3 separate regions of the Homo sapiens genome follow, and regions 2 and 3 are each linked to region 1. A link is a loop called in an ENCODE intact Hi-C map of the cell type or tissue named here. Cell type or tissue: PC-3. All regions are shown on one strand.

Region 1 (4,000 bases):
TAGCTCACTGCAGCCTTGAACTCCTGGGCTTAAGTGATCTTCCCACCTTAGCCTCCCAAGTAGCTGGGACTACAGTTGCACACCACCATGCCCAGCTGAATTTTTAAAATTTTTTGTAGAGATGGGGGTCTTGCTTTGTTGTCCAGGCTGACCTTGAACTCCTGGCTTCACGCAGTCCTCCCACCTCGGCTTCCCAAAGTGCTGAGATTACAGGTGTGAGCCACTGTGCCTGGCCTAAGGCCCAAGAGCAGCCAAAATTATTCTGAAAAAGAAAAAGTCAAAAGTATTTCCCTCCTACCACATACAAAATCAAAATTTGTTGCAAAGGTATGGACGTTAGTAGTTTGGCACTGGTACAAGTATAGATAGACTGACCAAAGAAACAGAATAGAGAGCACATAAAGCCATATATTGATATATATAGATGATATAGATGTAGTTATGGAAACTTGGCATAATATTCTTTTGTTAAGCTCTTCATTTCTGACACACGCCATAGAAATTTGGCATGTGTCAGAAATGAAGAGTTTAGTAAAAGAATTGGCTAAGGCCAGGTGTAGCAGCTTTGCTTATAATCCCAGCACTTAGGGAGACGAAGGCAGGCGGATCACTTGAGCCTAAAAGTTTGAGACCAGCCTGGGCAACATAGTGAGACCTTATCTCTAGTAAAAATAAAAAGGTCGTCGGGTGTGGTGGTGCATGCCTGTGGTCCTAGCCACTCAGGAGGCTGAGGCAGCAGGATAGCTTGAGCCCAGGAGATCAAATCTGCAGTGAGCTGTGATTGCACCACAGCATTCCAGCCCAGGTGACAGAGTGAGACCCTGCCTCAACAACAACAGCAAAAAAAAAAAAAAAAAAAAGAATTGGCTAAAGACAAAACAGCATTTTACAGAGGTGTAAATATCAGTAGCCCATAAATACATGAAGAACTGCTCATATCGTCAGTAACCAAGGAAATGAAAAATAAGACACTAATGAAATGTTATATCTAATAGACTGACAGAAATTAGGAAGTCTGGCAAGAAAAGAAAAGTCATCCCGATCGGAAAGGAAGAAGTAAAATTCTATCCTCCAATGACAAAATCTTGTGTACAGAAAAATTCTCAGGAATCCTACCAAAAAAAAAACCTGTTTGAAAAATAAGAGTTTACCAAGGTTGCAGGATATAAGATCAATATAGAAAAATCAATTGTATTCCAATACCCTAGGAGTAAACAATCTGATAATGAAATTAAGAAAACAAATTCATTTAAAATAGCATGAAATAATTAAATACTTAGGAATAGAATTTAACAAAAGAAGTGCAAAATATGTATCTTGAAAACTACAAAACATCAATGAAAAAATTAAAATCTAAATAAATGAAAAGGCATTCATATTTACAGATCAGAAAACTTAACGTTGTTAAGATGCCAGTATTACCCAAATTGATATACAGATTCAGCACAATCCTACCGAAATCCCAACTGCCTTTTTTAGTATAAATTGACACACTGATCCTGAAATTTATATGGAAATTCAACAAATAGTGCTGGGACAACTAGATATCCATATGCAAAAGAGTAAAGCTCAACCTCTACCTCACAAGATACACATAAAAGGACCTCAAAGTGAATCACAGACCTAAAAATAAATGGTAAAACTATAAAACTTTTAGAAAAAAGCAATATCAGAGAAAAATGCTATGAAACTCTTAGAAGAAAACATGCAAGTAAATTTTCATGACATTTCAGGATTAGGCAAAGAATTCTTAGATATGACACTAAAAGCACAAATGACAAAGGAAAAAATAGATAAACTGAACTTCATCAAAATGAAAAGCTTTAAAGGAAACTTCCAAGAAAGTAAAAGAACAACCCACAGATAGAAGGAAATAATCACAAATCATGTATCAGAACAACAATGAGATACCACTTCATACCCATTAGACTGGATGTAATCAACAAGACAGACGAAAGTTTTGGCAAGGATGTGGAGAAATTAGAACCTTCATACTTTGCTGGTGAGATTGTAAAATGGTGCAGTCATTTTGGAAAATAGTTTGGCAGTTCCTCAAAAAGCTAAACATAGTTACCACATGACTCAGCAATTCAACTCCTAAGTACACACAGGAGAACTGAAAAAATATTTCCCAAAGAAACTTGTACAAGAATGTTTACAGAAGCATTATTCATAGTAGTCAAAAAGTGGAAAAAACTCAAATGTTTGACTGAGGAGTGGATAAACAAAATGTGGTATATCCACACAATGGATTTGACTAGGAAAAGGAATGAAGTACTGATACATTCCACAACATAGATGAACATTGGAAACATGCTAAGTGAAAGAATCTGGTCATGAAAGGTCATATGTTGTATGATTTAAATTACGTGAAATGCCCAGAGTGGAAAAATCCCTAGAGACAGAAAATAGATTAGTGGTTGCCAGTGGCTCAAAGGATGGGAGAATGGGAAGTGACTGTTAATAGGGATGGGTTCTTTTTTTGTTGTTTTTTGTTTTTTTGAGGTGATGAAAATATTCTAGAATTTTGTCGTGGTGATAAATGTACAGATCTATGAATATACTAAAAACCACTGAATGGTGCAGTTTTAAATTATGAACTTTATGATATGTGAATTATATCTTACTACAGCTGTTATTAAAAATAGAAAATCTGGCTGGGTATGGTGGCTCACTCTGCAATCCCAGCACTTTAGGAGGCCGAGGCAGGCGGATCATGAGGTCAGGAGTTCAAGACCAGCCTGGTCAATATGGTGAAACCCCGTCTCTACTAAAAATACAAAAATTTGCCAGGCATGGTGGCATGCGCCCATAGTCCCAGCTACTCAGGAGGCTAAGGCAGGAGAATGGCGTGAACCCGGGAGGCAGAGGTTGCAGCCAGCCAAGATCACACCACTGCACTCCAGCCTGGGCGACAGAGTGAGGTTCCGTCTCAAACAAAAAGAAAAAGTAGCAGAGCACCCCAGTCTTGGGGACATGCCAGGAAGAAAATTGCTTCCCCAGTAAAGAAGCTGAGGCAAATAGTTCTTTTGGGTTTAAAGTGGAAAGATGAATAAGAAAGAGTAACCAGAATCTACTGTAAAAGACTGTTTTGGTAGGTGTCTTTTCTAACAGTCTGACCCTGCAAGTTTATAAGCTCAGCTGTAGTAAAGTCACTTCTGTTATATCTTGTTTCCACTTTAGACCATGCAAAAATGCAGCCATGCCTTAGACCTAACATTACTCGCCTAGTTCACCTCCAGGATTTCAGTCTACCAAATTCTCCTTTTGATCGCTCTTGCCTTGCATTTTATTTTTCCCATTTTCTCACGCATAAAGAACCTAGTGTTTGTCTTCATTCCAGTGCTGACTCACTACTCTCTGATCCATTGCCATCTTGCACTTGCATCACTCCTACATTGCTAAACCTCAGTCCTATTTAATCTTTATTGTCCACTTTATCTACATGTTATAAAATAATACCCAGGAAAGTTAAATGATTTGCCCATGGTCACACCACCCAGGTTGGTTTAACTTCATAGCCCATGCTGTTAACCACATGCTTTACTGCTTACCACCTGGCAACAGTTGAAATAGTCGATCAAAGGAACTTTATGTAATGAAAAAGATGGTGGAAGTAGATTTTAGGGTCTGGGTGATGGGAAATTCAACTATAAAGCAACAGAGCCAACTGGACACCTTATTTTTGTCAACTGAACGGGGAAATAAGACATGTTTTGTATGGGCATCATACTTATTGCTTTCAAACATTTTGAATATTATATTAAAATGAAGTGGCGAAGTAATTCAGCCTTGATGTAGATGATTCTGGAAAACTAGATACACTCTAAGTCATTTTATTTTATTTATTTTTATACAACAATTTTCTTATCCATTTATTGGTTGATGTACATTTGAATTGTTTCCACCTTTTAGCTATTGTGAATAGAAGTGTTATGATAAATTGTGTACAAGTATTTGTTTGAGTACCTGTTTTCAGTTCTTTGGAGTATTTACCTGG
Region 2 (4,000 bases), 89 kb after region 1:
GGGAATGTGCTTTGAATTTCCTGAGTAGAAATAGACTGGCCCCTTTAAGAGGAGCTGCGGGTAATGTCAGGATGGTCTTTTGTGTGACTAGGAAAACATGAATGAGGTGCGTTAGGAGATTCCGGCTTCCTTAGATCATCAAAGTCTTGAAATAACATGATTTCTTTTCCTGGAACCTCTGTTAAGACCAGGAAACATTAACTTTTTAAAAAGTGCATTTTTAAGACCTTTAAAGGAAGTCCTTTAGGAATTTTAAAGGACTGAAAATAGGTGAGCGAGAGAAGGAAAGAGAAAAAGTGAAAACTTTCGTACTTGGAGAATAACAAACAAGAAAAACTCTTGCTTTATATAGTGGCCACAGTATTTTTGCCTTTGATGTTGAATCAGTAGCCTAATAAGTACTATAGCAATAGCTCATATGAAAGTGCAGTTTCTCATGCATGTGGTTTGTCGCAGCAACAACTAAAAAGTTTTCACGTGGAAGGAATTTTGCCTTATGTGAAGAGTAACATATGTATTGGGTAAAAACCTTCACATCAGTATCACAAAAGAGACAGAATTATCAGGGTTTTTTGTTTTGTTTTGTTTTTTTAAGAAAAAAAAATAAGTGTTGCTGGGAATGTGAAAAAAAACTGAAAACCTGAACAAAAAATAAGTGTTGCTTGGATGTGAAAAAAAACTGAAAACCTGAACATAAGCCATAGGGGAAAATAATTATACAGTTGCGTTGTGAATGCATTAGTGGCCTCTGCAGTAGTAGCTGCGGCTCTGGCTTTAGATCTGCAGCATAACCTGTTTTCCATGACTGTAGAATCACTAATAAAACTTTTTTTATGGTTTGTTATTCATCCTGGGTAGGTCTGAATGAAGAAATCGCTTTAAAAGAAATCTTGAGTGGCATTTCAGTTGAAGAAGACTAGTTACTTTTGTTAGTAGATTTAGCCTATTTAAAAATGATAATAAAACAGAAACTATAGTGGCCTCTGTAAATAGCCCGTGAGACCACCCAGTAAAAATGTCACGCTGCCACTGTGTCACTTTCGGTAGCCCCACATTTATCGCTCCTTGTGTGGATGACAGGGCTTGATCCTCTTGCTTTGTCCTAGTCGTTTACAATATGATTAAAAAAAAAATAAGTCTGTAAATCTCACATGAAAATAGAGTGAGATTTTACTGCTTTATTTGTATTTTACCTTAGCCTTCATTTAGCAGTAGTAGAAAGAAAAACATTTACTGTTTCGGTGTCAATTTACATGGCAAAAGGAGACCTACTCATCAGAAATATTATCAGCCCAGTTAATAGACTGAATTGGAGTAATGCTGCTTAAACAAATGTGGGCATTATTAAGAAGGCAATTAAGGTTTAAATGAGAGTCACCCTTATTTCACCTTTATAATTAGTGTCTCTTCACTGTAGTCACAGCTCAGGCATCACGTCTGTCTGAAGGACCAAGCAGCCAGGGGAAGAGAGGTTTACGTCAAGATTTTATAACTTAACAAATATTTGATGACACACATTTAAAAATCATCTTACATGTTTTAAATGGAAAACAGACCATTACCATGAAAAAATAAACATTGAATTGGATTGTATGTAAATTATACCTCAATAAAAATAAAAATAGGCCTTCCTCTTCTAGTTATCTTCTCCTTTAGTCAAAATATGCACATCCTACCCCCCTGGTCTCTTCATTCTGTGTTCAAAACATTCATGGGGTAAATCCTCCCGCATCCCTCCTCCCCACTGAGTGGCAAATGAATCATCTGTTTTCTCCAAAGTAGGATAGTAAATTCAAGCCTCGTGAAGGAAAGGATATGATGACCTCATTTTTTTTTAAGTGGGACTTTTTTTCTTTTTTCAATGTTTTGACTTTTTATTACGGAAGCTTTTAAACATACACAAAAGTAGGGAGAAGAGTACACAGATCCGCCATCTACCCATCACCCCGCTTCAAGCAGTTGCCCGCAGTTTGCCAGGGTGACTTCTTCTTGGCAGCATCTTCAGTATAAATACTCTGGCTTTTTCTTATTGTTAAAACTCAGTTTTGCAGAGCTTGCAGCTCGCAAGTCCCCTTTCTGCGTTTCACCCAGCGGAGGTTCATCTGGTTCCTTGTTTCACGGCCACAGACTGTACCCAAGGCCCTTAAAATCCACAACTCTACCGACCCCAGTTTTGTATTTATATAGGGCAAAACTTTAATCAACACTCTTTTTGCTTACATATGATTCAATCCAGTTTATTTTAAATAACAGAACACTATAGCATTCAAGGTTCCCACTTCCCAAAGGACATGTGGGTGAACCTACGGACAGAACCAAGGACAAGATCCATTTACACTCTGCCCCATCATGCAGGGCAGGCCCAGAAAAACGTGCTCAGAGACCTCATGATGATTTGTGAAAAGGCCAGGCACTATTAGCATTTTACCAAGACGTAACAACATAGAATGAGGCAGAATATGTGTCAAACACATTAAATTTCAACTCAATGAGAACTGCTTTGAAACTCTCTAAAAGGGGGCAAGAATGCGACTCTACAAGCTGCATGACAGAAAATGTGTAAGAGAATGTGTCTCTGCAGTCCACTCTGCTAGGACAGTGTTTCCAGGACCACTGACTCAGAAGGGTGACTTTTATACTGCTGATGATTCTGTCTTGATTTGCAAGTGGATTTTTCCAGATGTCTCATAAATGGAGTTTTGATAAAGACGGGAAAGTAGAGTTTGAAATTGTATTCTCTAGTACGAACTTAGAGTACCAATATTCTGAGCTATAAGCTGAAGACCAATTTATACGCTTAGACAGCCTGTTGGGAAAAGGGTACTAAGGTAGCAGCTCTTGGGTTGCTGGAATGGAGCTGGCTAAGAAGTGGGCCAAAGGCGAGAGCAGAAATCTCTAGAAAGACGTCCGGTCTTGCTACAGTACTACATCTGAAAGCCTCTCTCTGTTATATACCTTGTATTCTGGGAACATTTTTTAAAAAATTGTTTTTATCATTGTGACCTAGTATTTCTCTCTTCCAATAAAGTTTTCCTTTATTAAAAAACCTTTTAACCACTTTATAATTGAAATGAACTTGTGTTTCATTTATTCATTATTAAAAGGCATGTATCTGCCATCACTTTATTCTTGTTTAATTGACGCAGAACTACAAGAGAAAACTTTGGTAAGACTATACATAATTCCTTAATGTGTGGTTTTACAAGTTAAGGAGTGGCTTGAGCTGAATTATGTTCATACATATTATTAAAATAGCATTGACTAGATACTCTTTTTTCCCCAAACTCACAGAAAAGCCCTGTACTGTCACAAGTGCCATTCAATGGGCATGTTAGCTACCAGGTCCTTTTCCTCACCCTGAAGAGCCCATTAACATGTTCAATTTTTGACACTTTAATTTGCTCTCATTATTTTCAGATTTGGAACAAATCAAATTATCCTACAATGCTCTCCCTTTTAAAGAGTGCGGTGTGCGCTCATTGTTCTTGTGGAGCTGCTTATGTCGTTTACATTTTTCTTCTGGAAAGTGTCATTCTTTATTCCCGACCAGCAGAAAGCACTCTGAAAGTCAGGAGCGGTGTAGCTTCCCACAGCCAGCTGACTTACAGTATATTTAAAGGCAGATTTAATTGGGAGAAAAGAACTGTCTTTTCAGTAATGATGCCAGTTAACACTGCAGAGCTAGGAGAGGAGGGACAGTTCTGCAGAATAAACAATTTAACTGTTCAAGTTGGGTTTTGTTTCATATTTTTGACCCAGTGTTGGACATTCTGTTCTTTAATTATCTTGGGCTTTTCTCAGGAAGAAACTAAAAGTTGTGATTTTGTGTGTGTGTGAAATGTCAAATTTGAAGCTTTTTTGAATAAGGATGACACAACTTAAAGTCCGCGGTTGTACTTATTGAGCAATTGTGGTCATTTTCACATAGTCCTTATGTCAAATTCTGAGGTTGGAACTCTAATAACCTAATAATCTTTTAGAATATAAAACCAGGACCAGC
Region 3 (4,000 bases), 70 kb before region 1:
AGCACTTTGGGAGGCTGAGGTGGGCGGATCACGAGGTCAGGAGTTCGGTTAGCAAGCCATCAGTATCAAGACAAGACTCTCCACCAGCAAAAAGATTAGGACTTAAGAATGGCTTAGATGATCATTAACCCTTCTTAGCAATAATGTATTTTAAATGAAGGAATGCACATTGTTTTTTAGACATAATGCTCACTGAATAAACTGCAAGCTTGTCCAACCCACCTTATTTTGTTGTTGTTGTTCTGTTTTGTTTTGCTTTAGGCTTTTAGCAGCCAGAAGCCATGGTTTTAAAGTTTCTGTCTTTAGTGATAAGCAGAAAAGAGGGATGAGGAAGGGGCTTTACTGGCCCAACCAGAAACAGAAACCAAGAACCCATGACTGTATTCTCTCCCTCAGACACTCCTGAATAGTCTATAACTTTTATATGCACTGGGAAACCAACCAATTTATGTGACTCACTTTATGGAGATATTTGCTTCATCGCAGTATTCACTTCATTGCAATATTTGCTTTATTGAGGTGGTCGGGAACCAAACACACAATATCTCTGTGATATGCCTGTACTGGAAGGGTGAAATACTAGGGAGCCACTAAATATGACAAATATGCTAATAAATGGGAATTAAATTAAAATTGGGTGTGTGAAAATATAGAACAGTATCTACACAGTGATGACAATGTGCATAACAATACTTTGATTTACATTGACAGAGATTGAAACTCGATTTGGGATGGTCTCACTGCTTTTGGAAAACTAACATTTTTGCTCATTTTTTAAAGATTTTCCTAGTGGGCACAATGTATAATATTTGGTTGGTAGTTACACTAAAAGCCCAGATTTTACCACTATGCAATATATCCAAGTAACAAAACTGTACTTATGCTCCCAAATCTATAAAAATGTATGTATTTTTTAATTTTCAAAAAAAGACATTATGGACTTATGGCTTTTGGATGTTAACTTTGTACTAACCATAGTGAAAATTAGGGGATAGAAACGCACAATAACAAATTAATAAAGTACAATAAATATGTACTCTTCCTTAAGAGAAATTCTTAATACTTTGAGATGATACAGTATGTGATAAAAAGCAGACTTTCAAATCAGCTTGAGCTTGGATAAAATCTTTCCAATTCTATTTTTCTCAGACTCTATTATTTAGATGTTGTCACTTCCTCTGTCCTCCACAAATATTAGCTTTTCTTTTACATTTTCTGTATTATTATCTTTCTCTGCTGCCTCCCAGGGAGTTCTTCAATCTTACCATCCTTCCAATGCGCAATTCTATTCTTTGGCTTTAGCTAACTTGCTCTTTTTCCTATCATTTTCACTTTTTCCTTCTTCTATGACATTAATTGCAGCTTCATGTCTGTAACTTCTTCCATTACACTTTTCAGTATATTAAGTATATATATATTACTATTTGTATGTTTATTATGGACTTTTTTTGGAGATAAGATCTCCTTCTGTCACACAGGCCGGAGTACAGGGTATGACCACGGTTCACTGCAGCCTCCTGGGCTCAATTGATCTTCTTTCCTCAGCCTCCTGAGTAGCTGGGACTACAGGCACACCCCACCACACCTGACTCATTTCTGTATTATCTGTAGAGAAGGAGCCTCACTATATTGCCAAGGCTGGTCTTGAACTCCTAGGCTCAAGTGATCCACCTGCCTTGGCCTCTCAAAGTGCTGTGATTACAGGCATAAGCCAACACACCCGGCCTATTACGCACTTAAAAAATTCTTGTTTCATCTGTTCCAATTATACTGCTTCAGATAATATATGTTATTTAGGTGTCTCTTTTTGGTAGTAGTTTTGCTCCTCAGGTTTATTTACTTTGGCCAGGGAGCCCATTTTCCCCTGGGACTATCAGATATCCTGACTGGGGAAGAGCAGAAGCCCACCTTTAGTCCCTGACCTGTTGGATGAGCTTATAGAAGGACAAGATTATGAACCCCAAGACAGAGCCCTTCATTGCCGTACCACTCCCTTTCACAGTTACTTCATCAGGAAAACCTGCTGGTCGGGAATTTACCTAAGCTCCTGGAAGTGAGTGTCTAATGACTGAGTCACTAGTCCTGGGAGTTTGGAGGGAAGCCTTTGGAAGGGGGAATACCCAGGAAGTTCAGAGAAGTCTGTGCCTGTTTTCTTCAACTCCTCACCCAAGGAGGGCTTTGCTTTCCTTGGTATTGACTGACTGATGTCAACACTATGTTGAGTTCTTGCTCCCAACATGGTAATGGAACAGATATGATTTTACCTGGCTACAAAAGAGAGAGACAAGAGCAGAAGGTAAAGCATTCCTGCAACCCACCTTCTTACAGCGGTTTTCTATTATTTTCTTCCCCAGGCTGTACCCCCTTAGGACTGTCTTTATTCCACCCAGGAGCTTCTCAAAATTTGCTTTTGTTATGTTTATTATTGTTATAGTTATTAGTATCTCAGATTCATGCTTCCTGTGCTTTCTCCAGGATTGATTTTGGGGAAGGGAGCCAGCAACCCATCCTTGTCTGCCATGTTGATATCCCTGAGCTTTTTTTTAAAAAAAGAATGTTCTGCCTCCCAAACACATAACTGTTGTCACTGCTAAAGTCTATCTGTTTTTAGAAGATGTATCCTCTATTTCAGAATCTGATTGCATTGACTATCTCTTCTCTTGGGTTCAAAAGAATCATTATAAAACAAAGAACAAAAGGTAAAAGACTGTTTTCACGGACAATTGATCCACAGCTGATTATTGATACACAGATATCAATCTATGAAATAGAGAAACAAATAGATGTTAAAACAGTGCATAGATTTCCTGAAGAAAAAATAACTAATTTTTCCACTACAGGTTTACAAGGATCAGCCTTTTATATAAAGTCCTCTCACATATTCCTTTGGGACTAGTTCAAGTAAGCTTTTCTTAGAAAGGCAGGATAAAAATGGGACATCCTATCACCTCCAGCCTCGAAGGCTCAGATTTATTACTATAAAGCATTTTCTTTCCTCTAACACAAATGTTACTGTTCTAGATGTCTTTTCCAGTCTAGTGTAGAGAGGCCACAGGGTTAATAGTTGAGCTAATGTATACTGAACACAATCCAAAATAAGATGCCTGGTGCAAAGTAAACACTCAAAATTATAGCAATTATTATTTATCATGTAGAAATCACAAAATTGTTAAAATTAAAAATTGGATGAATATAATATTTATATTGAAAATGAAATAATTCTTGTAGATATTTTGACCAAAGCAACTTCTCATCATTTAGCTTTGTATTCTTATTCCCAGCATCATAATGTGACATTTGGATTCCTGTCACTTTTTTATTTTTCTGGTTTCCAGTCAAGGAAATGTTGGTTTAGGCTGTGCTTGTTGAACATACATTAGGCATGAAATGAAACATTTATCATTGTGTTTTGGGAAATGTTGCATTGCTGGCTAATGTGTTAGTGGCAGTAAGTAAGTGACAGAAGATTTCAACTATGTAACAAGCTTGATATGATAGGCATGTATAGGATATAGCACTGAAAACTGTAGAAAATACAGCATAGACATTTCTTAGCAATCATACATGAAGCTTTTAAAAAATTGGCTACATAACTTGCCATCAAACATTCTCAAAATTTGCAAAGAATTAATGGGAGATAGACTACATTCTTTGGCCACAGTGCAATTAGAAGTGAATGACAAAACAATAACCACTGAAGTCCATTTCCTGAGTTTAATGGTGTCCCTCTCAAAATTTCCTGTCTACACAGAACCGGAAATAGAATTTTTTTTTTTTTTTTAGATGGAGTCTCGCTCTGTTGCCCAGGCGGGAGTGCAGTGGCGCAATTTCAGCTCACTGCAACCTCCACCTCCCAGGTTCAAGCAGTTCTCTGCCTCCGCCTTCCGAGCAGCTGGGATTACAGGTGCCCACCACCATGCCCAGCTAATTTTTGCATTTTCAGTAGAGACGGGGTTTCACCATCTTGGCCAGGCTGGTCTTGAACTCCTGACCTTGTGAT

What was found. A loop is a pair of places that touch in the nucleus more often than their neighbours do. Peaks named below come from ENCODE experiments on the same cell type or tissue, not always from the same donor. Only the 100,000 strongest peaks of a DNase experiment are listed, where the experiment ranks them.
Region 2: a loop joins it to region 1, with 6 times the contacts of the local background. A loop is called at or near these places in 1 of 110 quality-filtered maps.
Region 3: it touches region 1 in a loop (5-fold over the local background); 1 of 110 quality-filtered maps calls a loop at or near these places.

What each region holds. Positions count from the first base shown.
Region 1 is chr17:65,783,433-65,787,432 of GRCh38, reverse strand. All of the region lies in intron 21 of CEP112 (centrosomal protein 112), which reads left to right. Among named protein-coding and RNA genes, the nearest start is that of AXIN2, 220 kb to the right of the region's middle. In PC-3, no CTCF peak of the experiment used is centred here; DNase peaks (open chromatin) are centred at 2,082 and 3,372; H3K4me3 peaks cover 334 bases; H3K27ac peaks cover 2,795 bases.
Region 2 is chr17:65,694,671-65,698,670 of GRCh38, reverse strand. All of the region lies in intron 23 of CEP112 (centrosomal protein 112), which reads left to right. Among named protein-coding and RNA genes, the nearest start is that of AXIN2, 140 kb to the right of the region's middle. In PC-3, no CTCF peak of the experiment used is centred here; DNase peaks (open chromatin) are centred at 790 and 1,750; H3K4me3 peaks cover 811 bases; H3K27ac peaks cover 1,338 bases.
Region 3 is chr17:65,853,508-65,857,507 of GRCh38, reverse strand. The region is part of intron 20 of CEP112 (centrosomal protein 112); the gene reads left to right. Among named protein-coding and RNA genes, the nearest start is that of AXIN2, 290 kb to the right of the region's middle. RefSeq lists an enhancer at 1,451-2,650. In PC-3, no CTCF peak of the experiment used is centred here; DNase peaks (open chromatin) are centred at 467 and 2,067; H3K4me3 peaks cover 836 bases; H3K27ac peaks cover 3,030 bases.